3 separate regions of the Homo sapiens genome follow, and all the other regions are linked to region 3. Evidence: read pairs that join two places in POLR2A ChIA-PET (ENCODE). Cell type or tissue: A673. All regions are shown on one strand. Each heading gives the region's core, and the rest is flanking DNA. Links, peaks and the distances in the headings are about the cores only. Region 1 overlaps LOC107986772 (a long non-coding RNA gene). Region 2 has its middle 7.2 kb from the start of PRPS1L1. Region 3 overlaps BZW2 (basic leucine zipper and W2 domains 2).

Evidence for each region. Peaks named below come from ENCODE experiments on the same cell type or tissue, not always from the same donor. Only the 100,000 strongest peaks of a DNase experiment are listed, where the experiment ranks them.
Region 1: POLR2A ChIA-PET joins it to region 3 with 5 read pairs; 2 of 35 experiments call an interaction of 5 or more read pairs at or near these places.
Region 2: POLR2A ChIA-PET joins it to region 3 with 5 read pairs; 1 of 35 experiments calls an interaction of 5 or more read pairs at or near these places.

The regions. Positions count from the first base shown.
Region 1 is chr7:17,182,878-17,193,569 of GRCh38, forward strand. All of the region lies in intron 1 of LOC107986772 (a long non-coding RNA gene), which reads left to right. The region is part of intron 6 of LOC101927609 (a long non-coding RNA gene); the gene reads right to left. Among named protein-coding and RNA genes, the nearest start is that of AHR, 110 kb to the right of the region's middle. RefSeq lists an enhancer at 3,045-3,114. In A673, for the core only: no CTCF peak of the experiment used is centred there; no DNase peak of the experiment used is centred there.
Region 2 is chr7:18,015,258-18,025,949 of GRCh38, forward strand. No RefSeq gene overlaps it. Among named protein-coding and RNA genes, the nearest start is that of PRPS1L1, 7.2 kb to the right of the region's middle. In A673, for the core only: no CTCF peak of the experiment used is centred there; a DNase peak (open chromatin) is centred at 4,504; H3K27ac peaks cover 880 bases.
Region 3 is chr7:16,704,989-16,715,680 of GRCh38, forward strand. BZW2 (basic leucine zipper and W2 domains 2) reads left to right here. Exons shown (of 12, transcript NM_014038.3): 12 at 1,072-1,529. The coding sequence ends at 1,100. Among named protein-coding and RNA genes, the nearest start is that of TSPAN13, 43 kb to the right of the region's middle. In A673, for the core only: no CTCF peak of the experiment used is centred there; DNase peaks (open chromatin) are centred at 4,053, 4,073 and 5,783; H3K27ac peaks cover 4,904 bases.

The DNA of each region.
Region 1 (10,692 bases), core at 3,794-8,793, 480 kb after region 3:
ATCCCCCAAATACCTCTGGAACAGAGGCAGAGGTGAAATTTATAGCATCCTCTGAAAGCAGAATGTGAACGAGAAAACTCTCATAAGATTTTTTTTCTAAGTTTGAGTTAGTTCGTTCCTTTTTTAATTTGACTAGTTTTCATTGAGAAAGAAATTTTAAACAAAAAAAAACCCCTCAAATATAAAAATCACACAGAATATTTTAAGTACATTACTTATTAATGTGTGTTTTAGGCAGTGTTCCCTTTTTATGTTTATGAAATTTTATGCTTGCTTTTCTGTTTCAGTATACATAATACTAAGGGGTAGGAACGCTATTTGCAATGACTGGTTGCCTGAAGCAATGCTAACCTCATTTCTGTATATTCTATAGAAGGGAATGACTGTGGATGTTAAGAAGCTCAGAAAAGGAGGGTTCTTGGAGAAATGAGGTATGTGGCTGGGTGCGGTGGCTTATGCCTGTAATCCCAACACTTTGGGAGGCCAAGGCAGGTGGATCACAAGGTCAGGAGTTCAAGACTAGCCCGGCCAATATGGTGAAACCCCGTCTCTACAAAAAATGTACAAAAAAACAAAAAACAACTAGTTGGACATGGTGACATGTGCCTGTAGTCCCAGCTACTAGGAAGGCTGAGGCAGGAGAAGCGCTTGAACCCAGGAGGTAGAGGTTGCAGTGAGCCAAGATTGAGCCACTACACTCCAGCCTGGGCAATAGAGGGATACTCCGTCTAAAAAAAAAAAAAAAAAAAAAAAAATGAAGTATGTACTTTTGCTGAAAAAAAAAATGCAGTCAGAGTCCAATTTGGGGATATGCTAAAAGCACATAATTGGGGAAGCTTGTGCTAGTGCTCATGAAGTATAATTCTTTTGAGAAATGACACAGTGCCTCTTAAAAACTATCGAGCTCTTACCAAAAAAATGCTCAATAAATCACAAACAGAATGCATGTGACAAACTAAATGAATACAAGCAGTTCCAAAGATGTATGATTCAGAAGGTTGACCCAGTTGCTAATGGTCTGATTAGCTGGAACAATTTCTATCTAGAGTGTGCCAGAAACAATCTGAAAGTGATCAGAATAGGCATTTAAAGTCAAAACCAAAGCGTTTGCCATACATTCAAAAACTACTTTCTGACTTGTATAAATTAATTTCACTGTCTCCTGATAGGTTTTGGCTCACCATGTCAAATTCTGGCAACTTAGGGTTATTATCTATTTTATTTGCCTCTAGAGAGAAAAGCTCTCACCCAGATACAGACATCTGTTTGCTCTTAGCACTATTGTTTCTTTCTGGGCTTGCCAACTTTGTCACTTTAAATGTGGCATTTAAAATATTCTTTCAATATGACAGCCTAAGTATAGCTTGTGATAAAAAGCAATCCTCTAAGCAAAGTTGGGCAAAAACAATTTTTGAGAACAAGAAAGCAGGTCAATATGAAATGAATATGTTATACTCAGAAATGGGATCTGTGAGTTCTTGTAGTCTCATTTAACAAATGTCTTTTTGATAGGCTTAATTATAAATCAATAAAAGTGTTAAAGAGGAAATCCCTGATGCTTAAAAAAATTATTTGTTGATTTAATGTAATTTGTCGTTAAAATAATTGCCTCTAAAGATAGTATATCAAGCACACTAATGAATTAAAAATGAACTTAGCAGTTAAACAAATTTTCATGTAAAACATTAAATCTATTTTGAAAATTCACACATTGCTAGATTCAATTTAAAAATTAACCTCAAGCCAGTTTAGAGATGTATGTACTGTAATTTATGTATTATAAAAGTTATAATGTATATTTGCAACAATTCATTTGGGACTATAAATAACCATAATGGCACCAAGAAAAAAGGTGACATCTGAAATTTATTTATCTAAATGATACAGATTTCTAACAATGTAAGATCATTTAGGTTGTCTCCAAAGACAGAAGTAATACGCAACTATATTGGATTGGATGTGCTAAAGACAGCTGAGAACTAAATATCTGCCATTAAGTCCCCAGAGCTCATATCAGAAATGGCATGTTGTCCTCATAGAGATGTGGACTCAACGGTTTGGTAAATATTTTTATGTACATGTAGACTCAGAGGGGACATTTGGCAGTCATGCTGGCAGCTTATTTTCAAATAGTCCAAAGAGTAAAGGAATGTTTATTTTGAAATTACTTTTCGGTTTAAGTACTTTAAAGCCTAGTGTTACCCAATCAGAAGTATGTGTGTGTGTTGAATTTAAAGCAATACATTAAACCTTCTTTTCTTTCTAGAGTAACAGAACTAACAAACATTAAAGGTGTCTTTTGCTGCCACTTTAAGGCTGTTTAATTAAAATTAGAAAGACAATTAATGGGGAAATAAACCAGCATTCACAGAGAGAGTGCAGGCCTGCCAAAGTGAAAAGGTTTTATTTAATAAGGAAATAGGGAAACACCTAAAATCGGTTGTTTATTTCCATTGTTCCTGGAAAAGAATTAAGATTTGGGATTCCAAATACCATCAGAAATGACTGCCTTTGGGGTATTGTTGCATAAGGAAAAGGCTTAAATATCTAAAAATTAAATCCCATTGTCAGATGCATAACAATAAACAATGAGAAGGTTAAAAATGACTATGCTTTTTCAAAGAGCTGAATCTCTGCCATGGCCAATAAATTAGATTACTCATTTCTAAACTACAATTATCTAATGTTGCAGGAACTGACATTTACTTATAAAAGGAATACTTAGTAATGATGACAAAGTAATGATGCTCTCTGGACTAGATTATTGTATGATTTTTATGCTTCCTGATAATAGATATATGATTGTTTTATCATTACTATGTATTTTTGGAGTTCTTTAGTACTTTCATTTAAAAAAAAACTTTCAAGTTCCAACAAAATAAAAAATAGGTCATGGCTTTCTCCGTGCTTTCTTCAGTTTCCAAGAGTGTATGTCTAACATGTGATTTGGTCGGACTGGCCTCCTGTGGACTATCTTTGACTGACTCATATGGTTCATTCCACTTCCCCTTCTTAAGGGTAAGGTTCATATCTTTAAGCAATTAGAAAAAAAAAGCCTACCCTGTTGAAAATAAAACTTACGTTTGAGGTAACACATTAAGACTACACTGCAGTAGATTATAGCCACTTATTCAATCAAAAGCATACAGTATGGCTTTTAACTCCTACTCTGTTTTGAGGCGGGGAGGTGAAGCAACCAGGATATATTAAATAACTATACCAGAGAGAAGAAAATGCTGCAAAAATGAGAGAATAAGACAGAAGGCAAACTTTCTAAACTTCTCAGCTTCGCTGTGAATTGGCTTTGCTTGGATTGTAACTGGGAGGAAAACTGAAAAGGTTAATGGTAGTAGGTTTCTTCCTTGAAGCTGACAAGATTTACACTTTTTAAGAAAAGGATTTATACTTTTAAAGAAAAGCAAAATCTATAAAAAGGGGCCTCATTTCTCAGATGTGGTCTTTGAGATTATCCCTCTACACTTGGCCTGTCTCTATCTTTGTCTCCTAATTTTCTAAACGCAGAAGTCATCCCTATTAAGCCCTCACATGTCTGCTCAGCCCTGGCCTGCATGTCCTGTCTCAGGGTGACAGGTTACTAAGGGCTAGAGAAAATATTGGGAGTATATCCAGTAGTTCAGACACACAGCCTTACAAGCATTCTTTTTGTGGGTTCAGCCCTGGCCCTGTTGACCCTCAAGTGTCCAGCCCTGGATCCTGGTTTTGAGTCCCAGCTCTGTCACAGATTCTTAGCACTGTCCTGGCCCCACCACTTACACGGCTCTGCAGCAGTACCCTGAAAACTGCTGGCTTTTCTCTCTGACACTAGTGCCTTCTCATTTAGACTTGCTTTTATCTCATGTTCCAATCATGACTGGCTTGATAATATGAAACTTACAGATCCTCAGATCATCTCCTTATCCTGGCTCTGCTTTCTGGACACTTGGCTCCATGGTTCCCTCTACTTGGCTTCTCCTTTGTCCATCCATTTTTCAACTTCCACCAGCTTCAGGGGTCTGCCCAGATTCCCGACCTCTATCCCCATCCTGATATCTCCTGGCCAGGACATGTGGGACCACACTGCCATCACCTGGGACCTTTACACCTTGTTTTATCCAAGTAAAATAGAAGTAAATAGGTTTTTTGTTACTGTTGTTGTTGTTGATTATTAAAGTTTCATATTTTATTGACATACTAAGATTGGCTTTAAGTCATTAAATCATAAATCTTTAACAAAGATGATAGAAAATTCAAGTTATAATGATACATCAGGATCAAACGGAATTTGCCCCAAATGGTTCATACATGTTTAATATGTTTTTCACTTAGCTCTAAGCCATCAGTTTCAGTCATGTTTTCTGGTAGGAGAAAAGGAATCAGCTTTATTACATGACAGGCTCACAGAGTCATCAAATAAGTCATCTGATTGGCTCTTACTAGATATATACTGTAAGGTCTGATTAGGAGCACCCTGCCTGCCATCAAGTGGGTGGGGGAGAAGGAAACTGAGCTGACCACTGCATATGTCTCAATAATTTCTTGCTCTTTAGCAAAACTCTATGAGCTTCAGGGGGGTTATGAGGGGGGTGTTCTTAATAATTTCTAGAAGTTAATCCATGATACTAAAGGAATTTGTCAATTATTTTTTGTCAGAAAAAAATTATGGTCTCAAATGGCTCATATATCCCTCTAAAAAATCAGATTGTAGAATGTAGAACCATCTAAATATAAGCATATTAATTCACCCCAATGCTGAGGTGAGTAAAGCTGGAGATTTTCACATCTTCACAGCAAGAGAGCAATTAGTCAAAATTACAATGAATCAAAACTTGGAAAATTTTCCTATCAATTTCCTCATGAAACTGAATGTCTAATAAACCTTTTCTAAAAAACCAGGATAGCATATTTCTATGCTTTTTAAAAAATTGTTGAACATGAATATCAACAAATAGGTTGTAGTAAAATTACTTTAGTTATAAAACTACATTATATTGTGATTTCATTTTTATTCAGCTAAGTTAATACTGATCAATTCTCTAAACTACATTTATTAACAAAGGCTAGAATACAAAATATTAAGTCAAAAATAACATTGATTTGTAGTCCAGCTGATTTGTGTCTGAAGAACACATTTCAAAGTTTGGTCATTTAAAAAGCAGTTCTCTTTAGTACTACTCCTTCATATTTAGGATACAAGAGAATATAGGAAATAATAGAATTGAATACTAAGAATTTTTATATCCAAATTTCTTATTTCTTTCTACAATAAATAAGTTTCACCAATCTTTTCCATCAGAAATATCTTAAACTTTTTTCTTTGGAGGGGAGATTTCTTAATGGGAAAATAAAATCTATTTTATTGAAGAGTTGGCTTTTAACAAACTGGTGAATCTGAAATTGGTACCAGGAAACCCTCACTGTGAAGGTAACCAATACTTACGAAGGACTACTGGATAAAATAATTTGGTGATTGGTACTCCTTATCTTCACCAGGAGAGAAAAAAAGGCAAATATAGGACAAGCAGGATATACTTTTGTCCTACAATGAGTCCATGTAGAATTTGAAATTAGATCTATCCTCCTAACTTTAAATCCCTTGCAAACTTAGTGAGTGTCACCGAGTCTGAAGTGTTTTAAAAAAACTTACCGTATATATTTAGGGTTTAATACATGATGTTTAGATATACATGCAGATAATGAAAAGGTTACCATAGTGAAGCAAATTGACATAGCTATCATCTCGCAGTTACCCTTTTTTGTTTTTGTGACATGATCACCTAAAATTTCCTTTTAGCAAAAATCCTGAGCACAGTACAGTATTTAAGTATAGTCCTCATGTTTTACATTAGGTCTCTAGATGTGTTCATCCTACCTATCTGGTACTTTATAACCTTTGACTTACATTTTCCCACTCACCTCCTAATGCTACAACAAACATGAGTATACAATTTTTCCCTTGAGATCTTATTTTCAAGTCTTTTGGAAATATACACAAATGTGGGCTTGTAGGATCATATTGTAATTATATTTTTAATTTTAAAAGGAATTTCCATATTGCTTTTTATAGAGGCTATGCTATTTTGTATTCCCACCAACAGTATGGAGTCTTAGGTTCTCCATATCCTCACCAACACTTATTTCCTCTTTTGACTTAAAAATAAAAATAAAAAACAATGTAAGGTAATATCTCATTATGGTTTCAATTCTCATTTCTCTAATGATCATAAGGATGCAGAATATTTCTCATATGTTTCCTGGCCATTTGTATATCTTTGTAGAAATATCTAGTCCTGTGTCCATTTTAAAATTAGATTGTTTGTTTTTGTTGTTATTGAGTGGTAGGAGCTCTTGATATATTTTGGGTATTAACCCCATATCAGACACATGGCTCACAAATATTTTCTCATTACATATGCTGTCTTTTTACTGTTGATTGTTTCCTTTGCTGTGTACAATTTTGAAAGTTTAATGTAGTCTATTTTGCTTTTTTTTTTTTTTGTCTGTGCTTTTGGTGTCATATTGAAGAAATCATTGCCAACACCAGTATTATGAAGCTTTCCCCCTATGTTTTCCTTTAGGAGTTTATGGTTTCAAGTCTAATCCATTTTGAGTTAATTTTTGTGTATTGTCTAAGGTAAGGTGCTAACTTTATTATTTCGCTGGTGGATGTTCAGTTTTCCCAACATTATTTGTTGAAGAAACTACCTTTTCCCTATTGTGTAACCTTCACACCTTTGTGACCATATATGTGAGGGTTATCTCTGGGTTCTCTATTTTGCTCTATTGCTCTATATGTCTGTTTTTATGCCAATAACACTGTTTGGATTACCGTAGCTGAGTAATATGTTTTGAAATCAAGATGTGTGAAGTCTCCAGCTCTGCTTTTCTCTTTCAAGATGGTTTTGGCTGTTCAGAGTCCCATGAGATTCCATACAAATTTTAGAATTAAAAAAAAATTAATGCCATTGGAATTTTGATAGGGAATTCATTGAATCTGTAGATCACTGGGTAGTGTGGATGTTTTAATAAGATTAAGACTTTGAATCCATAAACGCAGGGTTTCTTTGCGTTTTTGTATGTCTTCTTTAATTTCTGTCAGCAATGTTTTGTAGTTTTCTGTATACAAGTCTTTCACCTCCTTGGCGAAGTTCCTTTTTTTTTTTTTTGATGCTATTGATACTATTGTAAGTGGAATTGTTTTCTTTCACTTTTCATAATCTACTTTTCAGATTGTTCATTGTTAGTATATAGAAACACAACTGATTTTTTGTGTGCTAATTTTATATACTGTAACTTTGCTAAATCGTTTATTAGTTCTAGCAGTTTTTTGTGGAGTCTTTAGGGTTTTCTACATACAAGAGATTTTTTTGTAATTTTTTTTTTTTTTTAGCTCATCAACTATTGTTAGTGTATTTTATTTGTGGCTCGAGATAATTATTCCAGTGTTTCCCAGGGAAGCCAAAGGACCTGTCAAAGAGACAGATATGTAGTAAATAGTCACAAAATTTTTGAATGCATGCTTGCATGCATGAACAAATGAGTGAATAATCTGATGATGTTTATAAGCATAAAAATTTACTCTTAATATAAGTTTTAAGCACCTCTTTAGCTTGAGATTCTGGAGCTCTCTCCATTTTGCTTTATCACCTAGAAATAGGAAACTACTTTTATGTCCCTAAACATGGTATATTGTTTCATGCCTGTATGAGTGTGCTCCTGCTGCTCCTTCTGCTTAGGATGGTTCTTCTCCACTTGGTACAAATGGCAAGGTTCTATGTATCCATTAGTACACAGCTGGAAGGCCAACTTTCCTGTAAAGCCCTCACTGCAACTCCTCTTCAGAGAGGAAAACATCCCCGACTCTGAGCTATATGCATGCTTTTGACCTTGCGTATGCTTCTGAGATTCACTGTACCACACACTTTTTTGCATATATCTTGATTATATTGTACAAATCTTTAGGGAAGGATCAAAGGCCCTCTATTCTTTGTTTTACATAACTTACACTGTCGCTGGTATTCATCAGTATTTCAAGAAGAAAAAGTTGAATATTATAGAAGCTAATAGAGGTGAGGATTAAGAAGGAGGGGCTACTAGTTGGTACCATATGTAGGAAATGATTCAGAGATACGATAATTAATTTGGAGAGTAGTATTAATAGAAAAAATAATAATGCTAGCCTTAGACACAAGGGGATTTAGAGACAAGAGACTATATGATAAGCAAGAGGATGATATAGTCATTTTTGTTAAGCATATAAGATATGCCTATAATAAGAATTGCTTTATTGATAATACGTCTAATATTGAATATCTAATATGAAATATATGTGGAGGGCATTTTCCCTCCTTCCAGGTTCCCATCCATATATATGAAAACTCCCTTTAGCATTGTTTTAAAATTTGATATGCAACAATTGTGAACCACGATTTTAATTGGCCCTCAATTGATCACTATGATATTTAATTTTTTTTATCAAATATTGTAAATTTGATCCTATAGTGTGGCTTTTATGGAAGGCAGTCTTCACCACAGACCTTGATGAAAGACTATGCTTATCACATGAAAGATTGGCATTAGGCAAGCAGTTTGAAGTGTCAGGTATTTGTAATTCAAAAGATTAAGCACGAAGCTTTAGGAAAATACAAATGAAATTAAATGTGAACTGTTTAACCTCAAGTACCCTTTTTCACACAACCAATTTACACATGTTTGGCAAGTATGTCCAGGCTCAAAACCTTGAAACCAAGCATGCTGCAAAACCATATGTATATGATTTATTAAAAAACAGTTACAGATGTATTGGACAAGTTCTAAAGTTGATTCTGTAAGCAGAACTAGTGGAAGAGCAACATAGTGTGTAGAGACATGGTTAAGATCATGAGTTCTGCAGTCAAACTCTTAGTTCAAAGCTCATTCCACCCCTTAATCCTATAAGATGAGCAAAATTACTTAATTTCAGTTTTATCATCTATAGACCTTGAGATCTCAATAACACCAAGCTCGGTGAGTAATTGTGAAGTTGAAATAAGATAACGTTTTGAATAATGTCTAACACATTTTAAAGACTCAATAAACATTTGCTGTTATTATTCTACACAAAGGAACATTAATGACAATATAACCAAATTAGAACAGAGAGCCATTTGTTAAGATTGTTAATAAAACCTATTGTATTTATTTCCTACTCCATGCCAGGTGCTGAGCAAGGTGCTCTAGGTAAATAATTTTGCTTACCTTCACATTATGTTATGAGTATTATTAACCCTATTTTATAAAAGAGGAGATTAACACTCAGAGATGTTACACAATTTGCTCAAGATCATGGAACTAGTCAGTGCAGATACAGGTTTTAAACCCAGGTATGTTAGACTCCTAATCCTGTACTCTTTGCATACTTTTTTAAATAATGGAGTTTAGAGTCTGACAAATGGAAAAGTTGAAGAAATGGTCCTTCATTGAGTACTTGTTAATTGTACTATTGTACGCTTTCACATCAGCCTATGCTACATCTCAAAGTTTAATCAAATCAATTTCCGAACCCAGGAAAAGATATATGAAAAAAAAGAGTACACCAAATATGGTTTCTCTAAAATAGCCCTGGGTTCTCAAAAGGAATAACTGACCTTGGTGCAAAAGTTGAAACAATGCCCCTAATTCTGTTAGGCCACTTTATGAAATCTGGGGATTAAGAGCTTTGTATAGCAAAATGCTATGGGGCCAGAAAGCTTCTCCCTCTATTCCATGGGGCAGTGAGGTGAATGGTGTACAATTAGGGAAGGAAAGGGAGGCACCTAAACTACAATCAAAAGAGACAAGGCAATGTCTGGAAGATAAAACGGTAAGATGAAAGAAATTTCTGGATGGCCAGGGGTCAAGGTAGAGCTATTAGAAGCTAATAAATTGATATTACCTTCAAGGAAACATGGAGCTAAACCCTCAAAAGAAGTTCTTCGAACATACTCTTTTCCTAAAAATAAATCAATATACCAAGGCCCACCAAAGTTCCTGTGCCCTTACTCCCCATCTGTCCCCATTCAGTATCAGAACTTTCACAACTGTGGTTTCCATGGCCGCTCAACTTGAATTCAATGTCTCTGATTTTGGAAACCTAACATTTGACCCTCTGCTCCCACTTCTTACTAGCAAGACTCCTTTGTTCCCACTCAATTCCTCTTCTATTTACTGCCAATCAAAATTATTAGAATCAACAAGAAGAAAACCAAATAACGCTGTTAAAAAGTGGGCAAAGGACATGAACAGACACTTCTCCAAAGAAGACATACAAGCAGCCAACAAACATTTTAAAAAATGCTCAACATCACTAATGATCAGAGAAATGCAAATGAAAACCACAGTGAGACACTGTCTCACATTCATCAGAATGGCTATTATTAAAAAGCCAAAAAATAACAGATGTTGGGGGGGTTGCAGAGAAAAGGGAATACTCATAAATTGTTGGCAAGAATGTAAATAAGTTCAGTCCCTATGAAAGCAGTGTGGAGATTTCTCAAATACATCAAACTAGAACTACCATTCAATCCCATTAGTGGGTATATACTCAAAGGAAAATCAATTGTTCTACCAAAAATACACCTGTACTTGGTTTATCACAGCATTATTCACAATAGCAAAGACATGGAGTCTACTCAGCCCAATAGTGGAATGGATAAAGAAAATGTGGTACATATAATC
Region 2 (10,692 bases), core at 2,292-7,291, 1.3 Mb after region 3:
AAAAAGCTAGTCTAATGGCTAACATAAGAGGGAGGATCAGAGGGTGACAACCCAAGGAATGCCCAGACACCCGAGGCTGGGTCCTCATATGGCAGACCTTGGGCTTAGCCACGTTGGTGGTAAAGGAGAAACAGAGGGCATATGGAACCACCACTGTGGGTAGCTGTTCCATTGCTGTGGTTAATTTAAAATCTGCACCAGGTTGCAGATTCAAAGGTTTTGAGCCTGCTTTTGTTAGGATTGGTTGAGAAGCTAGCAAGTTTCTTTGAGAATAGCCAAGGAAGGGGAGGTGAGAGACAGAAAATAGGGGTTGACCCTTGAAGCTGATGCAATACTGCAGGTAGCAACAACCTATAATTTAACTTTTTGATATTTTAGCCTACTGATATATGTTTTGAAGAAGTACTTATGCTTAAGGAGTAGAGGAAAGACAAAACTTGGGAAAACTTGAGAGGTGTACACATTCAACTTCAGTATAATTTTGAATAACTCTCATGTTTAGGAATGGGATTTTCTTATTTATTTACATTTCTGATTACTTGAGTTATTTAGAAAACATTTTTGGGCATAGGTTTTTCCTACATCTGTTTTTCTTGGGTTAGCTTAAATTTCCTGCCTTATCATTAATATAAATTAATATTTCTTCAATAATTGAAGACTGCACATTACTCACAGTCATTACTCTTTACTGAAGAAATAGAAAATTTAGTTTTAGACAATACTTTATTAACTCCAGGACAAACATATTTGTAAATGAGGCCCCAATTTTAGCTTCTCTCATCTATTGTAAGAATTCAGTACATCGTACCGATGATGTTGAGGGTCCCATTTAACTCGAAGAGACTTTGATTCCATGGTTTCCTTACAAGTCTAGGGCACATGCCCATAAGAATTAAAAAGGTTACTCAAAGATTTTGCTTGTTTGAATATATATTAACTATTAAACTTTGCATAAATAGCATTTTAGGGTGTTTATTAAAATTTCCATGTATTACCCAAATTCTGTAATCAAACAGAGGAACGCACAAAGAGTCTTATAAGTGAGTCAGCTAATGGATGGAGATTTCTGTTTCAAATAAATAAAAGGAGAAAATCTAGGCTTTTTTCATGTCCACATAATGTGACCAAAACTCTTCTAGCTGTTTCACACATAAACGTTTATATTAAATTACAGCAGTTGTGCGAGGTATTTTGTCTCTTTTGTGGAAATGAAGAATCAAAGATTCAAAGACATATATTAATTGGTTACTAAGATAGCTGATAGTACAGCTAATATTATAATATTAACAGCTAATGCGCCGTAATACAGCTGTACGGTAATATAGCTGGCACAGCCAGAATTTACCTTAAACTCTAATTCTAAAACTCATTTTTGTTTTCACTGTCCCTTTCAGAAATATGTCTGCATATATAAACTGTTATAAAAGAAATAGTCATAATCCGTTTTTTCCGGATACTGCAGTTGTGAAGTTTACATCAGTATATATTGCTGAGTCAATAAAATAAGTTTAACCCCATAGATTAACCCAAACTTTTTAAAATGTAATAATTTAGTATTTCCCCAAATAAAAGTCAGCTGAGAAGTTGCCCTAGTCTAGTGATAACCTTATGAGAGGGATGGCATTTAAGTTTCGCCTTCTATGCCAGGTCTTATCAATTGATAGTGGCTGCCTGGATACCTGCATGGAGAAAGAATCTGAGGTCATGTCTCAAGTCAGCAGGAAGGAATTCTAGGATCCACGAGAGATGAAGGCCATGGTCATTGTAGGGGAAAGTAGCAGCTCAAGTATTGACCAGAGCTGCCACAGGTATTAGTAAAGTAGCATGTCTTTTGGAATGTTACTGCTCAAAACTGTCTTCTGCACTCAAAATTACCTCAATCAGTCTTGGTTTTGAGGCTTCGTGTTTCCTAAGCTTGCCAGATCATAAGAATCATTGAAGATAATCATTTAAAAATGTTGTTTTCCAAGCCTCTTATCTGAAGATTCGGGAAGTCAAGAGTGGGAAGCCAAGAATTTGATGACCTGGCAAGTTTGGGAATGTATGAGTTGCCAGTGTTTTCAGAAAGCTCCTGTGAAAGATAAAATTCTTATTAATGAGGAATAATTTAAGACATAATTTTCCTAGTAGAGACTTGAGCACTAACAAGCAAGGAGCAAACAAAAGATCAATTTGAGGTTAGGTGCAGTGGTGCACTCCCAAAATCCCAGAGCTTTGGGAGGCTGAGGCAGGAGGATTACTGAAGCCCAGGATTTCAAAACCAGTCTGGGCAGCATAGTGATACCGCATCTCTCTACAAAAGAAAATAATTTAAAAATTAGCCAGGCATGGTGATAGTCCTGTGGTCCCAGCTACTCAAGGGGCTGAGGTGGGAGGATTGTTTGAGTCCAGGAGTTCGGGGCTGCAGTAAGCCCTGACCTACACCAATGCATGCCAACTTGGACAATAGAGTGAGACCCTGTCTTGAAAAAAATTAAAATAAAAAAGGTCAATTTGATGGTGACTGGAGATAGAGAAGTTTAGAGCATGTGATAGCTTACCTACATTATCTGAATCTGCCCCAGCTTGCGGACTTAATCTCATTCTGCTGTGTCTCTTGCTCACTCTACTCCAGCCACACTGAACTTCTTTATGTTGCTGTAATTCATGCATGTTCCCACCTCAAAGCCTTTGCTCTTGCTGTTCTTCCCATATCTTAATATGCCTGGAGACCTTCACAGGGCTAGTTTTTCTAATCCTTCCTTAACTGGTAGGTTATTAAGTGGAAAAGCCAAATGGTAAGTGTATTAGTCTGTTCTCACACTGCTAATAAAGACATACCCAATACTGGGTAATTTATAAAGGAAAGAGGTTTAATTGACTCACAGTTCTGCATGGCTGGGGAGGTCTCACAATCATGGTGGAAAGTGAATGAGGAGCAAAGTCCCATCTTACATGGCAGCAGGCAAGAGAACTTGTGCAGGGAAACTCCCATTTATAAAACCATCAGATCTTATGACACTTATTCATTACCACAAGAACAGTATGGGGGAACCGCCCCCATGATTCAAGTATCTCCACCTGGCCCCACCCTTGACCCATGGAGATTAGTACAATTCAAGGTGAGATTTGGGTGGGGACATGGCCAAACCATATCAGTAAGCAAGGACGAAGAAGAAAAGCACAATTTTCAGTCTGTGAAACAGACACTACTCATTGCCTATTCCACAACCAGAGACTCTTTCATGTTGCAAAAGGGAGGCTCCCTTCCCATGCCCTAAGCAGTGAGTTATGCCAGTCATTACATAGCATTTGCAATGAAATCAAGATGAAAAAAATTAATGGTTTTCCTAGAAAAGAAAGAAAGAGAATGATGCATATAAAAACAGAAGAAGAAAGTCACTAGTTGCATAATAATTAATCAGGATAAAATGTGTTATTTAAAACCATTCAATCACTGCCTTTTCTTTTCTCATTCTTACAGGGTACTCATAAGTATAATCATCTGACTGTATCTTTGAAATAGAATTAGGATTTGGGAAGCATCTTAATAAACACTAACTGAAGCCACTCTGAAGAAAACATCATTAATCATGTCATTGATAAGAGATTCTGTCAGCATTACATTTAGAAATTTATACCCAGACTAAATTCCCGTAAACAACTCCCGTGTGCATTAGGGATTAGAAAAAAATGAAGGCTTCTTTGTTTACTATAACACTAAAAAAATATTGTTTAGGCCCAATTTCTCAAAATGGAAACCACCCAGGCACATGTAGTTTCCCAGTTGCAGAATCTTTCCAGTACAGTTCAGTTTGCACAATACTGCTGAATTCTCTTTAGAAAGTACTGTTTTCGCCCAGTGCTGTGGCTGATGCCTGTAATCCCAGCACTTTGGGGAGGCCAATGGGGGCACACTGCTTGAGGCCAGGAGTTTGAGACCAGCCTGGGCAACGTGGTGAAACACTGTCTCTACTAAAAATACAAAAAATTAGCCAGGTGCGGTGGCACACACCTGTAATTCCATCTACGCCAGAGGCTGAGGCATGAGAATCGCTTGAACCAGAGAGGCAGAGGCTTGAACCGGAGAGGCAGAGGTTTCAGTGAGCCAAGATTGGGCCACTGCATTCCAGGCTAGGCAACAGAGCAAAACTCTGTCTCAAAAAAAAAATAAAAATAAAAAAAATGAAAGTAGTTTTCATTGCATCAGCCATCTACTGAAAATCCACTTAAAAAGCTACAAGGGCTTCTCATTGCTTTTTTAAATAAATGAAAAATCCTTAGGCTGGTATTTTAGATGCCTACTTAGTTATTCCTAGGTTTGCCTATCATTAGGTAAGGTTTATATCAATTTTAAAAAATCAACCAAAGCACAATAGCTATTTAGTACTCTATCAGTCTATTTAGACGCTATTCTTTCTTTCTGCTGAGATGGTTGACTAGACCTATGAGTCACACACTTAATTTCTTCAGGAAAAGGTTATCTAGCCACACCCTTGGCCTTCTATCCAGAGCATGATTTTCTAACAATGAATTTCCTGATTTTCACATTCTTTGCCATCTGGATAGGCTAAGAAACTCAACAAATCATCAAGTTCTGGTTCCTGTTTACTTTATTCCTTCCACATTTATCACTTTCCTCTCTGCTTTTACTATAAGCAGCAAGGAGGAACCAGGCTGCATGTTCCACACTTAGCTTGGAAATCTCAGCTAAATATCCAAGTTAATCACTTAGAAGTTCTGCCTTCCACCCAACAGTAAAACACAATTCATTCATGTTTTCTGCCACTTTATAACAAGGACAGCCTTTCCTTCAATTTCAAATAACATACCCTTCATTTTCTTTTGAGACCTCACTGGAGGCATATTTAATGTTGATATTCCTACCAACAATCTGCGAGGACACATACATTCTCTAAGATGAGAGAAGCATCTCTTCCTTCTGAGCCCTCACCAGAATCTCTTTTAACAACTCTATTTCTACCAACAGTCTCTTCAAAGCAATTTAGGCTTTTTCTTTCATATACCTCAGCATTCATTCAGCCTCTACCATTACCCAATTCCAAGGCCACTTCCACATTCCTACATATTTGTTATAGCAGGACTCCACTTCCTGCTACCAGAATCTGTATTAGTTTCCTGGGGGGCGGGGGAGCAGTAACAAATTACTATAAACTGGGTAGCTTGAAACAACAGAAATTTATTCTCTGGAGGCTAAAAGTCCAAAGTCAAGGTGTCAGCAGGGTTGGTTGCTTATGGAGACGCTAAGGGAGAGTCTATTTCCTAGCTTCTAGCAGCTGCTGGCAGTCCTTGGCATTTCTTGGCTTGTAGACGTGTCACTCTAATCTCTGCCTCCATCATCAATGACTTTCTCCCTTGTGTCTCTGTCTCTCCAACCTTCTTTTGCCTATTCATTCCTATAATGATATTTAAGGCCCACCCTAAATCCAGCATTACCTCACCTCAAAATCCTAAACTTATTTACATCTGTAAAGATCTTTTATCCAAATAAGGTCACATTCACAGGTTCTGGGGGTTGTGATTTGGATATATCCTTTTGGGGGCCACTATTCAGCCTACTATCCCTTTTGCTCCCCAAATTTCATGTCTGTCCACATATAAAACATGTTCACCTCATCTCAACATCTCCAAAAGTCTCAGCCCATGATAACATCAGCACTAAGTCCAAAATCTCACCTAAATATTATCAGCTCCAAAGCCTCAGATCTTGTCATCTAAATCAGATATGGGTGAGACTATGGGTATAAATTATCCTGGGGCAGAAATTCCTCTCTATCTCTGGATCACGAACATAGAAAACAAGTTATCTACTTCCAAAGTAAAAGAGTGGGACAGGCATTGCGTATCCTTATGCATGAATTGGGTTTACAATATATATCCTTATACATTCCTATTCAAAAAGAGAGAAATTGGAAGGAATAAAAAGGTTGTCAGTCCCAACTCTGAAATCTAGTAGGAGAAATTTAATTAAGTTTCAAGACCTAAGACTAATTATATGTGGCTTGATGCTTGCTATAGACAAAATGTTTGTGTCTCCCCAAAATTCCTGTGTTGAAATCCTAACCCCTACTATGATGGTATTAGGAGGTGGAAACTTTGGTGGGCGATTAGGTCATAAGGGTGGAGCCCCCATGAATGGGATTAGTGCCCTTATAAAAGAGACCCCCAAGAGTTCTCTAACCCCTCTGTCATATGAAGACAGTGAAAAGACAGCTGTCCATGAACCAGTAAGTGGGCCCTCACCAGGCACAGAATCTTCTAGCACCTTGATCTTGCACTTTTCATCCTTTAGAACTGTCAGACGTAAATTTCTGTTGCTTATAAGCTACGCAGTCTATGGTAGTTTATCACAGCAGTCTGGGTGGACTAAGATGATGCTCCACTTGCTGGGGCCACAGCTCTAGCCTCTGAGTCTGCAGCAATGGCTCCATTAGCCTCTGGGCCTATGGCGGCAGCTCAGTCTGCTTCTGGGCTGTCCTCAGCAGCCCCAGCTGGCCTCTGTGCCACTCTGCCCTTAGAGTCATTCATCCTCTCTCAAAGGGTAGTACACATTTGTAGCTGAGTATCAGTCTGTTTCTGGCTGTAGAATCACAGAAGTCCTGTTTCAATCTTATCTTTTATGAGTTCTAAGTTTTATATCCTTCTTAAAAAGGCCTTTTTGGACAGGTGCGGTGGCTCACACCTGTAATCCCAGAACTTTGGGAGGCTGAGTCGGGAGGATTTCTTGAGTCCAGCAGTGCAAGACCTCCCTGGCCAACATGGTGAAACCCCATCTCTACTAAAAATACAAAAATTAACCAGGTGTGGTGGCATGCGCCTGTAATCCCAGCTACTCAGAAGGATTGCTTGATCCTGAAGGAGATGGAGGATGCAGTGAGCCGAGATTGCTAGCCACTGCACTCCAGCCTAGGTGACAGAGGGATACCCTGTTTCAAAAAAAAAAAAAAAAAGGCCTTTTTAACTATAAAGGTATATGTGATTCCACATTTTCTTCTCATGCTTTACAATTCTGTTTTTTATAACCATTCCTAGGGAATTTATTCTCGTACATCATTTAAGGATGAGATAAAGCTGTGGTTTCCCAATCAGTAGCTAGTTATCTGGCCCTATTGATCCTATTGATTGATCAATGCCTTATTTATCTATAATATGCCAGTTTTATCATATATATGAATATTTGAGGTAATGCCTTTTTTTTTTTTTTTTAAAGAGATGAGGTCTTGCTATGTTGCCCAGGCTGGTCTCTTAACTTCTGGGTTCAAGTGATTCTCTCATCTCAGCATTTCAGCCTCTGGAGTAGCTGGGACTACAGGCATGTACCACGATTCCTGAGTTGATTTAATGACATTTTAACAGAATCCTCCCTCCCTCTCTCTCTCTTTCTCTAAATATGGGTGTGAGCTCTCAGCCAATGGGAATTCGTGTGTAGTGTGACGAACTGTATAAAACAGTTCTCAGGCAATAAGCATAAGAACACTATAGCCTCAGCTAGGAGGCCCACTGCTTAGCTACCATAGGGTGAATATGTTCTGCAGCATGTGTTATTTACTATTCAATGGGCTGTCTTTTGTTTATTTTGTATTTTGTAGAGAAGTTTGTCCCAAATGACTGATTAAGCATGTGGAAATAATAATGTTGAATATGCTTCATATAAGCAAGAAAATAGTGTTACAATGGGTCTTAAAAGTAGAAGCCTTGGAGAGGCTTTTGAAGAGGCACTTTCCAGGATGCAATCAAGGAAGCAGAAGGTTAAGACCATGGAGAAACTAGATATTGGTAAGTGCTAACTGACATTAAAAAGGCCATCCTAAGCATCACTGTGATCTAGATTGACCAACAATTGTATGAAGATAGCTAGGAAAAAACTAAGGTAGTAGTCTCATCCCCACTTCGGAGACTCTGAGTAGACCGCAGAAGTGGTTGCCAAGGCAGGATATCAGGAAAGCATCTCCATAGGGACTTTGTGATAGCAATTCTCTGATAGAGTTGATTCAGTTATGTACCTCTTTCCAGTAACACAGTCCCTCCACTAAATAGGGTATGTGTGTACTAAATTCCTGTAAGTATACATGAGTCTGTTTCAGGAATATACATTCTGCAATATTAATTTATGTGTCCATTCCTGCATCAATACCACATTTTAATCACTGTAGCTTTGAAATGTTTTAATGTATTGTGACACAGAAAAGATGTTGAATATTTTTGCTTATTTACTTTTCCAGATGAACTTTAAAATAAGCTTGTGTCAAATTCTCTTATCTTAAAAATCCCTTTGGCCAGGTACAGTGCCTCACACCTATAATCTCAGCACTTTGGGAGGCCGAGAAGGACAGACCGCTTGAGGTCAAGAGTTGAAGACCAGCAAGGCCAACATGGTGAAATCCCGTTTCTACTGAAAAAAAAAAATACAAAAATTAGCAGGGCGTCATAGCAGACACCTATAATCCCAGCTAGTGGGGAGGCTGACGCAGGGGAATCACTTGAACCCAGGAGGCGGAGGTGCAGTGAGCCAAGATTGGGCCACTACCCTCCAGCTTGGGTGACAGAGGGAGACTCTGACAAAAAAAAAAAAAAAAAAAATCCCTTTAAGATTTTGATTAGGTTCACACTGACTTGATAGGAAACTATCATGTTTGCAATATTGTTCTTCCTATCCAAGTTTATAATGTACTTATTCAGGTATTTTCTATATCCTTTGGCAACATTTTTTCATACAAATCCTACAGTTTTGGGATTTATTACTGGTCATGTTGTAGATTTTATTGTTTTAGGCTGTGGAAACATTTCTTTCAATTATGTTTTAAAATTATATTTTACTGGTATTTAGGAAAGATGTCATTTTATCTTACATACTTTCACTTTACTGACCTCTCTTATGAATTCTGAGTTTTTCTTTTGATTGTTGGATTTTTTGTTGGCAATCATGACATCTTCAAATAATGAAAGTTTTGGCTCTTTCCTTCTGGTATTGATACCTCTCTTTTTTTCCTTGCCTCTTTCCCATTGGTTTAGAAATTTAATGGGAATGTTTTCAATGTTTCATCATTAAGTATGTCCTTAATTAGGTCTATACCAGATTTTCTCTAGCAGGTCAAGCAAGGTTTGTTCTATTCCTATTTTACTGATAGTTTTATTTTTTCATAATATTGTTAAGATGATAGTAGTAATGCTACTATACTATATATAGTCTACATACATTTCTTTAAGAAATTTATTAAGACTTTTTATGACCTATTATGTATTTTTTCTTTTTAAAAAATCTTTAAAACCTGTGAAACCTGTTATATTTGCTTCATGCATACTTGAAATGTAAATTATGTTTAATTTCTATATTAAGTTGTGATAATGGAGTCATTTAAACCCTATAATACCTTTTCTTGATAACTTATGAGAGTTTTATCAAAATTTCCTTCTTTGATTATGATGATTGTGCGTTTCCATTTCTTCTTATATTCTCGCTGATTCACTTTTCTTTTTCTATTTCCATGTTGAGTTGTTAGGTAGATAAAGATTCATGATGATTATAACTTATTGGTGGGTTTAATCAGCAAAGCACATTCCACTTTTGTTTTGACTAAATCTATCATTGCTTGTTTCTTTTTGTTACCATTTACTTTGTATATTTTCTCTATCTCTTTATACCAAACTTTTTAGATGTGTGTCCTATAAATAGCATATTATTAGGTATTTTAGCTACCCAATCTAATAATGTATCTTTTACAAAATTAACCTATTGACTTTTGTGATAGTATATATTGGGTACTTTATCTTTGCTATGTTTTCTTTCTTTATTTCCTATCTTCAGCTCAATTTGTTGAGTTTTGCTTATTCCCCCCCACCCCCCTGCTCCACCTTCTTTTTCTTTCTAGGAGTTTGGAAGTTATTTATCCCATTCTTTTCTTCTCTGGCTTGCTCCTTGCCCTTGAATTTTAGAAAATACCTTATTTAAACTCAGGTTTTTCTATAATGTGAATGATTGTTGTTAATAACCTCCATCCAAAACTAGACAAGATCCTTAATAAATTTACACTAACCCTAACTCCTCCCAGCCTCAAAATTGCTTCATGATGTGGCCCAATTTTATGTGAGTTTTACCTTAATAACGGCCATAATCTTTACAGTAACTTCATAAAAATTATTTTTCTGTCAGTGTCACTTCTTTTTTTGCTTACCACCATCTCTTTTATTCTATGTGTTCTTCTTGGCTGTATATATTTTTTGTTTTCAGTATCTCCAAGAAGTACTTTCAGGAAACACTAGTGGTAGTAGTTTCTGAGTCCCTTAATATTGTCTTCATATGTCAATGATAGTTTGGCTAAGCACAGAAATTTAGGTGAAAAATAATATTCCTTTAGAACTGTGAGGAAATTATTCCATTTTGCTTACAGCCCAAGCGTTCAAATGAAAAATTTAAAGCAATCTGAATATTGTTTCTTTAAAACTTTCTTGTTTTTGTTTTACTCTTTAGAAATTCTTAGTGATTTTTTCTTGGAGATCAGAAATTTCACATGATAAATCTAGGTATGGTGCTCTGCACCACCCCTCTCCACCCCACACATATATGCAGATATTTTATTGGTTTTCCCTAAAAAGGACAATAACAACATTTTAAAAATATAAATCTGAGGTCATTTGAGGGGCCAACAAAATACAAGGAAGGGAGATAAAAATTAAATGTTTAAATTTAACAAA
Region 3 (10,692 bases), core at 3,379-8,378:
TTTTATGACACCTTTACCAATTAACTGGCAATTTTAAATAATGGAAATATAAAGTGGAAGGATAATAATGAGTAAGAGTGAATTCAGGCCAGGTGTGGTGGCTCACACCTGTAATCCCAGCACTTTGGGAAGCAGAGGTGGGTGGATCACCTGAGGTCAGGAGTTTGAGAGCAGGCTGGCCAACATAGTGAAACCCTGTCTCTATTAAAAACACAAAAAAATTAGCCAGGTATGGTGGCTCACGCCTGTAGTCCCAGGTACTCGGGAGGGTGAGGCAGGAGAACCACTTGAACCAGGAGGCAGAGGTTGCAGTGAGCCAAGATTGCGCCACTGCACGCCAGCCTGGATGACAGAGCAAGACTCCATCTCGATAAATAAATAAATAAAGTGAATTCAATTAAGAATAAAAAGTTCAGGCCAGGCACGGTGGCTCACGCCTGTAATCCCAGCACTTTGGGAGGCCAAGGCGGGCAGATCATGAGGTCGGGAGATCGAGACCATCTTGCCTAACACAGTGAAACCGTGTCTCTACTAAAAATATAAAAAATTAGCCGGGCATGGTGGTGGGCACCTGTAGTCACAGCTACTCGGGAGGCTGAGGCAGGAGAATGGCATGAACACAGGAGGCGGAGGTTGCAGTGAGCCAAGATCACAGCACTGCACTCCAGGCTGGGCAACAGAGTGAGACTCCATCTCAAAAAAAAAAAAAAAAAAGAATAAAAAGTTTATCTTAGGTGATCCAAAGAAGAAAAGTTATATTGTTTAATTTTATATATATTCAAATTTTTATATAATTTATATGTATAAATTTAATATATATAAAATGTATTCATTTATAGGTATTTGTATATGTATGCATGTTGCATTTTTAGACAGGCAAAATTTACGTGAAAGCAGAAAAGAGCAAGAGTTTGCTATCTGCCCTCATGTGACTATTTTACCTTATAATGGGTGCCTAGGGTAAAAGTATGCTGGTGCAATGGCAGGGTTCTGGGTTGGTGACTGTAGTAACTTTTGACCTTAATTAGAGGAATCTGGGAGGAAATATCTCACTTCTTTCTTCTCTCCTAGAATCCGAATCGGAAGGTGAGGAAAATTAAATGGCTCAACAAGCACAATACCTAGGTTACCACACACCACTTTTTGATTGGGAATGCTGAACCATTTGAGAAGAGAAACTTGGCTTCTGTTTTCGCAAAGGAAAAAAAAAATAGGATAGGCTTCCCTTGTGCAGAGGGAGAAATGGTTTTGTTTTTGTTTTGTTTTTAAATGGAGCCCTGAGGCATCAGCTATTATACTTGGGACTCTACCTCTCACTCACTATATGCTAACTTAAAGCCATTCAACAAGGAGTCAAGTAGATCTGAAATTAAATACTCAACAGACTCCTCCTTTTTTAGCTGTATTTTTCAGGTACTGTGTGGTGACCGCCCCACTGGTGTCTATTACAGGCCACTTTGGTAGTTGTGTATCTGCTCATGTATGTGATTTGACAAACCAGTTTTTTAAAATAAATGGCTTTTTAAAAATCTGGGCTTATATTGTCAGAGCTTTTATTTCTTTCCTGTACGTGACTTCTTACACAGATAGTATTTTGGTGTTTTTTCTCTTTCCATCCACAATACTGAATGGTTATATTTCTTGTCATCTATTAAAAACTATTCTGCTCACACCTGTAATCCCAGCACTTTGGGAGGCCAACGCGGGAAGATCATGAGGCCAGGAGATCGAGACCATCCTGGCTAACACAGTGAAACCCCATCTCTACTAAAAATACAAAAAATTAGCCGGGTGTGGTGGTGGGCACCTGTAGTCTCAGCTACTCGGGAGGCTGAGGCAGGAGAATGGCGTGAACCCGGGAGGCGGAGCTTGCAGTGAGCCAAGATTGTGCTACTGCACCCCAGCCTGGGCGACAGAGCGAGACTCCGTCTCAAATAAAAAAAAAACAGAAAACTGTTCTGTTTCTCTCATCTCATGAGTAATACATTTCAGTTATCCTCATGGCAAAGGAGAAGTTAACCCCCAAATACACGCACATTGGTCTTATTAATAATACCATGGTTATATTATTAATAATTAAGCATATAAATATATGATTCACATGGCTCGTTTTCCTCAGCACTATTTTCTCCCTAGTTAGAGGAGAGCTAAAGATTTATGTATATAGGTTTAGGTCTTTGTTTATATTTATTTATGGCTAAGTTATTTTATCCTTTAAGTTATTCTTCTCTCAGTAGTATTCATAACAGTACGAAACATCTGAACATTTAGGAAAACTTTATACAGAAGTCTTTTTTTTTTTTTTTTTTTTTTAACTTTTGGAAAGCTTAAGGTACTGCCCTGGTGCTAGGGTGATGGTAATCTCTAAGAAGGAAACATTTTATCTAAGACTTGAAACAAAAGGATGGTACATTAGTAACCCATGTACTCATTAAGATAAGTAAAAGGAAAATTGTCATTGTTGTATCATCATCCTGTATCTAAAGAGGGTTTTCTGATTTCCTGTTTGTCTTCAGAAAAGAAAAAATATTTTCCATATGACTCGACCACTATTTATGTTCATAAAATGATAGATCATTTTCTCTTTTTTTGAGAGGGGCTCGTGCCCTCTGTGGTCCAGGCTGAAGTGCAGTGGCATGATCACAGCTCATGGCAGCCTCAACCTCCCAGCCAGGCTCAAGCAATCCTTCTACTTCAGCCTGTCAAGTAGCTGGGACTACAGGCACATGCCACCACAGCCAGCTAATTTTTAAATTTTTTGTAGTAATGGGGTTTCACCATGTTGCCCAGGCTGGTCTTGAACTCCTGAGCTCAAGCACCCTGCCCACCTCAGCCTCCCAAAGTGCTAGGATTACAGGTGTGAGCCACTGTACTGGACCAGTCTTCCTATCTTTTAAATATTTGATAAATGTCTTTCTTTCTGCCTAGTTAGAGCACTGTCAAGTTCTCTGCCCCAGCGATGGACAGAGTAATATCTGTTTAAATAGATCTTTTTTTGTTGTTTTTTTGAGATGGAGTCTCGCTCTGTTGTCCAGGCTGGAGTGCAGTGGCATGATACTGGCTCACTGCAACCTCCGCCTCCCGGGTTCAAGCGATTCTCCTGCCTCAGCCTCCGGAGTAGCTGGGATACAGGCGTGAACCACTACACCCAGCTAATTTTTGTGTTTTTAGTAGAGACGGAGATTTCACCATGTTGGCCAGGCTGGTCTCGAACTCCTGACCTCAGGTGATCCACCCGCCTCAGCCTCCCAAAGTGCTGAGATTACAGACGCAAGTCACTGCTCCTGCCCCCTTCCATATATCTAAAAATTGTAATTTTGAAGATAAATAATAATTATACCATGAGTGTCTATTAATGTGTTTATTTGAATTGAAAAAATGCAAAATTTTAACTGAAAAATAAACTTGGCCAACTAAGTTGACACATCCTGACTGCCAGTTAGGATACATGGCCAGCATATTCTATAAACTGAATAAGTTAAATATGCATCTCTAATATACTGACAAAATTTAAAGATAAAATATTGAAAACATGCTACAAATGTTATGTCAACTTTTATGTGTTTTTATATGTCAATGTGTAAGAGAGTTATTGCTCCACTTCAGCAGAATATGAGTAAAAAATGTGAGCCAACAACTTTGTTGGCTCCAGCATTTCCAAGGTAACCAAAAAGCACAGTTATCCAAGGGCTTAGAATGGAACCAACATGGAACTAGAAGTCTATGGAATACTACTTAACGTTTTCCAGCGCAGAGTATTTTTCCCAAACAAAACTTGAAGTAGTGATTGTAAGGTCGGCACGCATGGGGAGGGGAGAGGAATGCTCAAACAGCAGGGACTCAGTAATGAATCTTCAAACCAAAAGCCCTGTCTTTCTCTGAAAGACAATTTCCTGTTTTTTGTTTGTTTCTTTGTTTGTTTTTAAATAAAACCAGTTTCTATTTTAAAAGTAGTTAAATTAGTTATCCATTGCCATAGAACAAATTACCCTAACATTTGGCCATTTGGCAGCTTTAAACAATAAACATATGTGATGCCACAGCTTCTGTGGGTCTGGAATCTGGAATCTGGGACTGGCTTGCTGGGTGGCTTCAGCTCAGCCTCATGAGGTTGCCGTCAGGCCATGGGCTGGAGTCGCTGTCTTCCCAGGGCTGTAGAATCTGCTTTCAGGGTGACTCACAAGGTTGTTGGTGGACCTCAGTTCTTGCTGACTTTTAGCCAGAACCTCAACTCAACTGCCTGAGTGACCTCATGACATAATAGCTGGCTTCCTCCAGACTGAGTAATCTGAGAGACAAGGAGCCCAAGAAGGAAGTCACCTTTAATAACCTAATATGGGAAGTGACATAACATCACTTCTACTATATTCTATTGGTCACGTAGACCAGCCCTGTATAATGTATATGAGAACTGAGTGAGAGCATGAATACCAGTACATCAGGATAATTTCAGGCCAACTTGGAGACTGGCTACCACAGTAGTACATACACAAAAATAATATCTGATAAATTAAAAATGTTCACCTTGCCAGGCATGGTGGCTCACACCTGTAATCCCAACACTTTGGGTGGCCCAGGAGGCTGGAGGAGCCCTTGATCCCTTGAGCCCAACACCAGCCTAGGCAACACAATGAGACCCCATATCTACAAAAGTTAAACAAACAAACTGGGCATGGTGGCACCACCTGTGGTTCCAGCTACTCTCGAGCCTGGGGCAGGAGGATTTGCTTGAGACCTGGAGGTTGAGGCTGCAATAAGGTGTGATCATGCTATGCACTCCAGCCTGGGTGACAGAGTGAGACCTTGTCTTAAAAAAATTAAAAATTAAAATTTTCACCTAATGGTAAAACAATGAAAGCCCTAAAAAAACAGAGAAATGTCTTTATAGCCTTCACATAGAGAAAACAAGACACAAAAGCAAAAAAAAAAAAAAAGCTCTGAATATAGAAAGTTTAAAATGTGTCTATACTGAAAGGCATATGAATGAGAAACACCAAATGCATACGGGATCAGTAGAGTTTCAACAGATGGATAAAAATAAAAGTTAATAAAATATAAACAGCTTCTATAAATAAGAAAAAATAAAGAATTTAACTGAAAATATACAGAGTATGATGAGTCAATTCAAATGGATAATTAAAATGAAAAGATGCTCAACCTTACTGTTAATTGGAGATGTACAACTTAAAATAATAAAGTCAGAAAAAATTACTAAAATCAATAACGTTAGTTGTATGAAAAGTGAGTTATTTTCACATATGGCCTTTACAGTTACAATCTGGCAATAAACATCAAGATTTTAAAAATGCATGTCCATTGATCCAGCACTCCATTTCTAGAAATCATTCCACAGTTGTACCCAAAGACCTATGTGCACTGATCACTGTATTAGTGACAGGCTGGTAGATGTAAAATGTGTATAAGAAAAAAGCCACTTGGCCGGGCATGGTGGCTCACACCTGTGATCCCAGCACTTTGGGAGGCCAAGGCAGGTCGATCACCTGAGGTCAGGAGTTTGAGACCAGCCTGGCGAGCCAAGATTGTGCCATTGCACTCCAGCCTGGGCAACAAGAGAGAAACTGCCTCAAGAAAGAACTGAAGGAAAGAAGGAAGGAAGGAAGGAAGGAAGGAAGGAAGGGGAGGGAGGGAGGGAAGAAGAGAAGAAGGAAGGAGGGAAGGAGGGAGGAAGGAAGGAAGGAGGGAAGGAAGGAAGGAGGGAAGGAAGGAAGGAAGGAAGGAAGGAGGGAAGGAAGGAAGGAAGGAAACGACTACCTTAAAAATTATCATAAATCTATATCATGAAACAAATTTTTTTTTTTTTTGCTGTGAAACAAATTGCCCTAACATTTAGCAGCTTTAGACAATAAACATTTTTTAAACATTTTTTCTGCCATAGTTTCTGTAGGTCAGGAATCTGGAAGCAGCTAAGCAGGGTGGTCCCATGATATGCATTTCTAATCTATGACTCGAACAGTTTTAGAATACTACTTGACATTTTCTAGCACGAAGTATTTTTCCCAAACAAAACTTGAGATAGCGATTTTAAGTTAAGGTAAACTAAAAAAGATGTTAATAATATATTGTTCAAGGAAAAATGCAAGTTTTAAAGAATGTTTTTTTCATCAAAAAAGTTATGTGTATGTATACCTTACCCTTATAAATACATAAAAGAGAAAATATTATCTAATAATTGTTATAAATGTTATTTCTGCATGTATCTTGGACAGTGATGGGACGAAGAAAGGGAAATAATAATTTTTCTTTTTACTCTTCACACCTATTTAGATTTCTTTAGAGTATCTGATACATTCATAATTTTAAAATTAATGTGCTTATTCTATATTATTTTTATATCCTGCTCCTTAATCATACTCTGTATTTTTACAATATCAATAACTATTCTTCAAAAACATGATTTTTGAACATGTCATTGTTCTTGGTCCAGAAGGGTCACAATTTATTTAATTATTCCAGAATTCTGTATAAGGTATCTTTAACTTTTTGCTTTTAAAAACTAGCATTTAAAATATACCTTTATATAAATTTTTCTTCATCTATGGTTATTTAGAAAAAACATGGAATTTGGCTTAAAGGGTTTGAACATTTTAACACAATGTGATGTCACTTTCTGGATTTGCATGTATACTTTTAAATACATTTTACTCCCATTTTGGGCATAGTTCAAGGCAGTATCATTTCAGTAAGAAATTTAAAATTATGTTAGTGTCTAAAAATAGAACGCTACACTTCGAAACTTCTGGAATTCAGCAGTTTCCAATTTGCAAAATTTTGTTGGGGTAGAGGGAAATAAAAATCTTTCATTTGCAAACCAAGAAACCAACAATCGTGAAACATATCATGTCTTGCATAGTCATAGAATTGTTTGGCTTGAGACAATGTGCGTCCCATTACTAATTTCTAAAACACCTCCCAGCTCATGCTGATTCAGTGTTTCTGACCACATCTTCTCTGAACTAATGGTAATTATTTCCTTTCTGCTCTCTGTACTTTTGAGAAATGATAGACTTCAAAGTCCCTCCTGGTATACCCTACACCCGGTATATACCTTGGTACACCTTTTCTTGTGGAATAAATGGGTGTAAAATGTTTCTTCCACATAAAACACCTTTTTAGAACTAATCTTTGCATGATTGAAACCTTTACATCTTGGTTTTATGTGCGTTTTAACTATTTTATTGACATACAACATATAGAAAAGTGCATCTAAGTCTTTGGCTTGAATGGAAATAGCACACCTGGGTAATCAGCGATCCAGTGAAGAAATTGAACGTTAGCCTCCTCCTACCTCTCCCAACCCCAGCCTCCACCCAAGAAATCATGATCCTGGATTATTTTTGCCTGTGTTTGAAATGGATGCATTTAATATTATTTTGTTAATGTCTTCTTTTACTCAACCTTGTTTTACCTTTTTTGTTGTTCTTTGTGTTTAGTTGTTTTCTGGTGTGTGATTAAGTAGCCACAGTTGACCTAGCAACAATAATGCCCAGCTCCTTCAGCAGGAACAGGTGAAATGAGAACATTATTTTTTAATGAGCCTGAATGTTGCACTATGTTCTTGGCAGAGAATAATTTCTAGGTACATATCTGTTTTTCAGAGATAATCTTTGGAGCACATGGTTTTCCTCATCATAAAAAAAAAAAATCATCCGTGTCTTCTCTGGAAAAGTAGTCACATCTTTATGGGCAAGATAGATTTTTTTTAATGAAATCATAAACGACTGTGGCTTCAGTCCTTTGGACTTCTTCCCACATTTGACTTTTGCTGCTGTTGTAAGTGAAGGGGTAGAGATAGGAACTTGGAATTGATTGGCTTGAGTGCGAAGACCCCATTCTGCCATTTAATTTGCTGTTAAACTAATTAGCTAGTCACTTAACTCTTGGTATTTACTTTGCTTAATTGTAAAAATAAGAGCTTGGACAGGATTCAGCCTTGAACCAATAGTGTGAGCCACCCAAAGTAATCTGCAAAACTCTGTTTTCATCAGATAGTCAGTGGTCTGTGACCTAAGGAAAGTAAAATATGACTGGGCTACCTTGCTGATCCTCAAACTTCAGCATGCATCAGGATCACCCAAGGGTTTGTTACAGTTGATTGCACCCCTGCCAGCCTGTGTCTGACTCAGTAGGGCTGGGGTCTAAGGATTTGCATTTCTAACAAGTTCCCGGATGACACTATTCTGTGTCAGAACCACACTTGGAGAACTGCGGGGCCGAATGGTTACTAAGCTCCATTTCTGTGCTGACTTTCTGAAGTCCGTTATGTCTTCAGTTAAGGAGACAGATTGTATTTTGTTCAACTCTGTATCTGCAATTGCCATATAGCGTAGCACATAGCTTGGCAGGAAGTTGGTGTCCCGTAAAGTTCGAATGTCTAAGTGAGTGAATGTGCGTTAAGAAGAATACCTTTTTAGGCCAAAGGTGGTGGCTCACGCCTGTAATCCCAGCACTTTGGGAGGCTGAGGCGGGCGGATCACAAGGTCAGGATATCGAGACCAGCCTGGCTAACATGATGAAACTCTGTCTCTCTTAAAAATACAAAAAATTAGCCGGGTGTGGTGGCGGTTGCCCGTGGTCCCAGCTACTCGACAGGCTGAGGCAGGAGAATAGTGTGAACCTGGGAGGCAGAGCTTGCAGTGAGCCGAGATTGCGCCACTGCACTCCAGCCTGGGTGACAGAGTAAGACTCCGCCTCAAAAAAAAAAAAAAAAAAAAAAAAAAAAGAAATCCTTTTTAAAGAGTTGATCAAAAATTCATCCTAAATTTTTCCTATACCTTCTTTAACAAGTTCAGCATTGGAGCCACAGCCTGACTGCTACTTCATGAGAATTTGGATTAATGCACTAAACAACGACACATCATTATTGATTGTGTCATTCCCTGGAACAGAGCCAATACACTGTGGGCCCATAATTTATTTATAAAATACTCCTGACACTTTCTCTTATTATTTGTTTTCAAAGGAAGCAAAAAGAACTTTACTGTGAGGATTGTCTAACCAGGCTCTGTAACAATGCCAATTATTCTTTTTTAAAAGTTGTTACAAATTTTTATATATTTAGGGAGTACAAGTGCAGATTTCTTAGGTGCATAGATTGTACAGTGGTGAAGTCTGGGCTTTTAGTGTACTCACTACCCAAATAGCATACATTGTACCCGACAGGCAATTTCTCACCCCTCAGTCCCACCCCTGCCTTTCGTAGTCTCCAGTGTCTATTCTTCTACTCTATGTCCCTGTGTGCCCATTGTTTAGCTCTCACTTGTGAAAGTGAAAACATGTGATATTTGACTTTCTGCTTCTGAGGGTTTTTTCCCATAAAATCCTAAAGTTTTTTTTTACTTTTTAAGTATTTTCAAGTATTTTTATTTTGTATTTTTAAAAATACTTTTCAGCTGGGCACAGTGGCTCACGCCTATAATCCCAGCACTTTGGGAAGCCGAGGTGGGTGGATCCCCTGAGATCAGGAGTTTGAGACCAGCCTGGCCAACATGGTGAAACCCCGTCTCTACTAAAAATACAAAAATTAGCCAGTGTGGTGGCTCACACCTGTGGTCCCAGCTACTTGGGAGGCTGAGGCAGGAGAATAGCCTGAACCCGGAAGGCAGAAGTTGCAGTGAGCCAAGATAGAGCCATTGTACTCCACTCTGGGTGATAGAGCCAGACTCTGTCTCAAAATAAAAAAATAAAATGAAATAAAATAAAACACTTTTAAAGTATTTTAAGAGGCACAGGAGAGTGGGAAATGTCTCAATTCAAATAGTCTTGATTTTTTTATTATTATTATTTTTTAGTCCCCAGGGAAGAAGCAGTCCTTGATGTTTTACAACCAACTAAATCCTTTGAGGAATCTTAGACCTTTTCGTAGCATTATCTTTTCTTTTTAGCAGGAAATCCTCATGGTTTTCTGAGTGTAGTCTCCAGACTGGCAGCATTGATATTCCCTGGGGGCTAGCTGGACATGAAGACTGTCAGGATCCCCCCAAGACATGCAAAATCAGAAACTCTGGGGGTGGACTGAGCAATCTATTTTGACAAGCCCTCCTGGTGATTTGGATGCAAGCTTGGGCTTAGGAACACTGACCTAACCCAAACTTCAGGTGTCAAAACATCTTGGAACACATTCCCAAGGGGACATAAGGGCAAGCAGACAAGAACTGAGGCAGGACCAGGCTTTGGCACAGGATAAGGGATTAGTGAGATGGTAGATTTCATTTTTCCTGAAAGCTGATTAAAACTGGCAAATATCTCTGGAGAAAGATGTCCTGGCATCCTTCAGTGGGTTTTACCTGATGTAAGAGGATAGAAGATGTTAGTGCCCTATAGCCGTATGACAGCTAATCTGAACTCATTCCCAAGTGTGTGGGAACACAGTGAAAAGTATAGTCCTAAAACTGGTCTTTCTTGATTTTTTTATCTTAGTGAGCAATAAAGTGAAAATGTATTTGTTTTTTTTTTCTTTTTTCCAGTGTGCTCACCAACAATTACAACCAAACAACAATTTTTGTTGTAGTACCAAAAAACAACTTTTCTAAATACAAGGAAATCTAAGAGATGACTATTTACAACATATCTAAAACTTTCAGAGAATAGAGAGTAACACAGGTGCTACAGAGTAGGGAAAGATGAATTTTCTGTGTATATGCTTCTAGCAGCCTAGATAGGAGAGTACCAGGC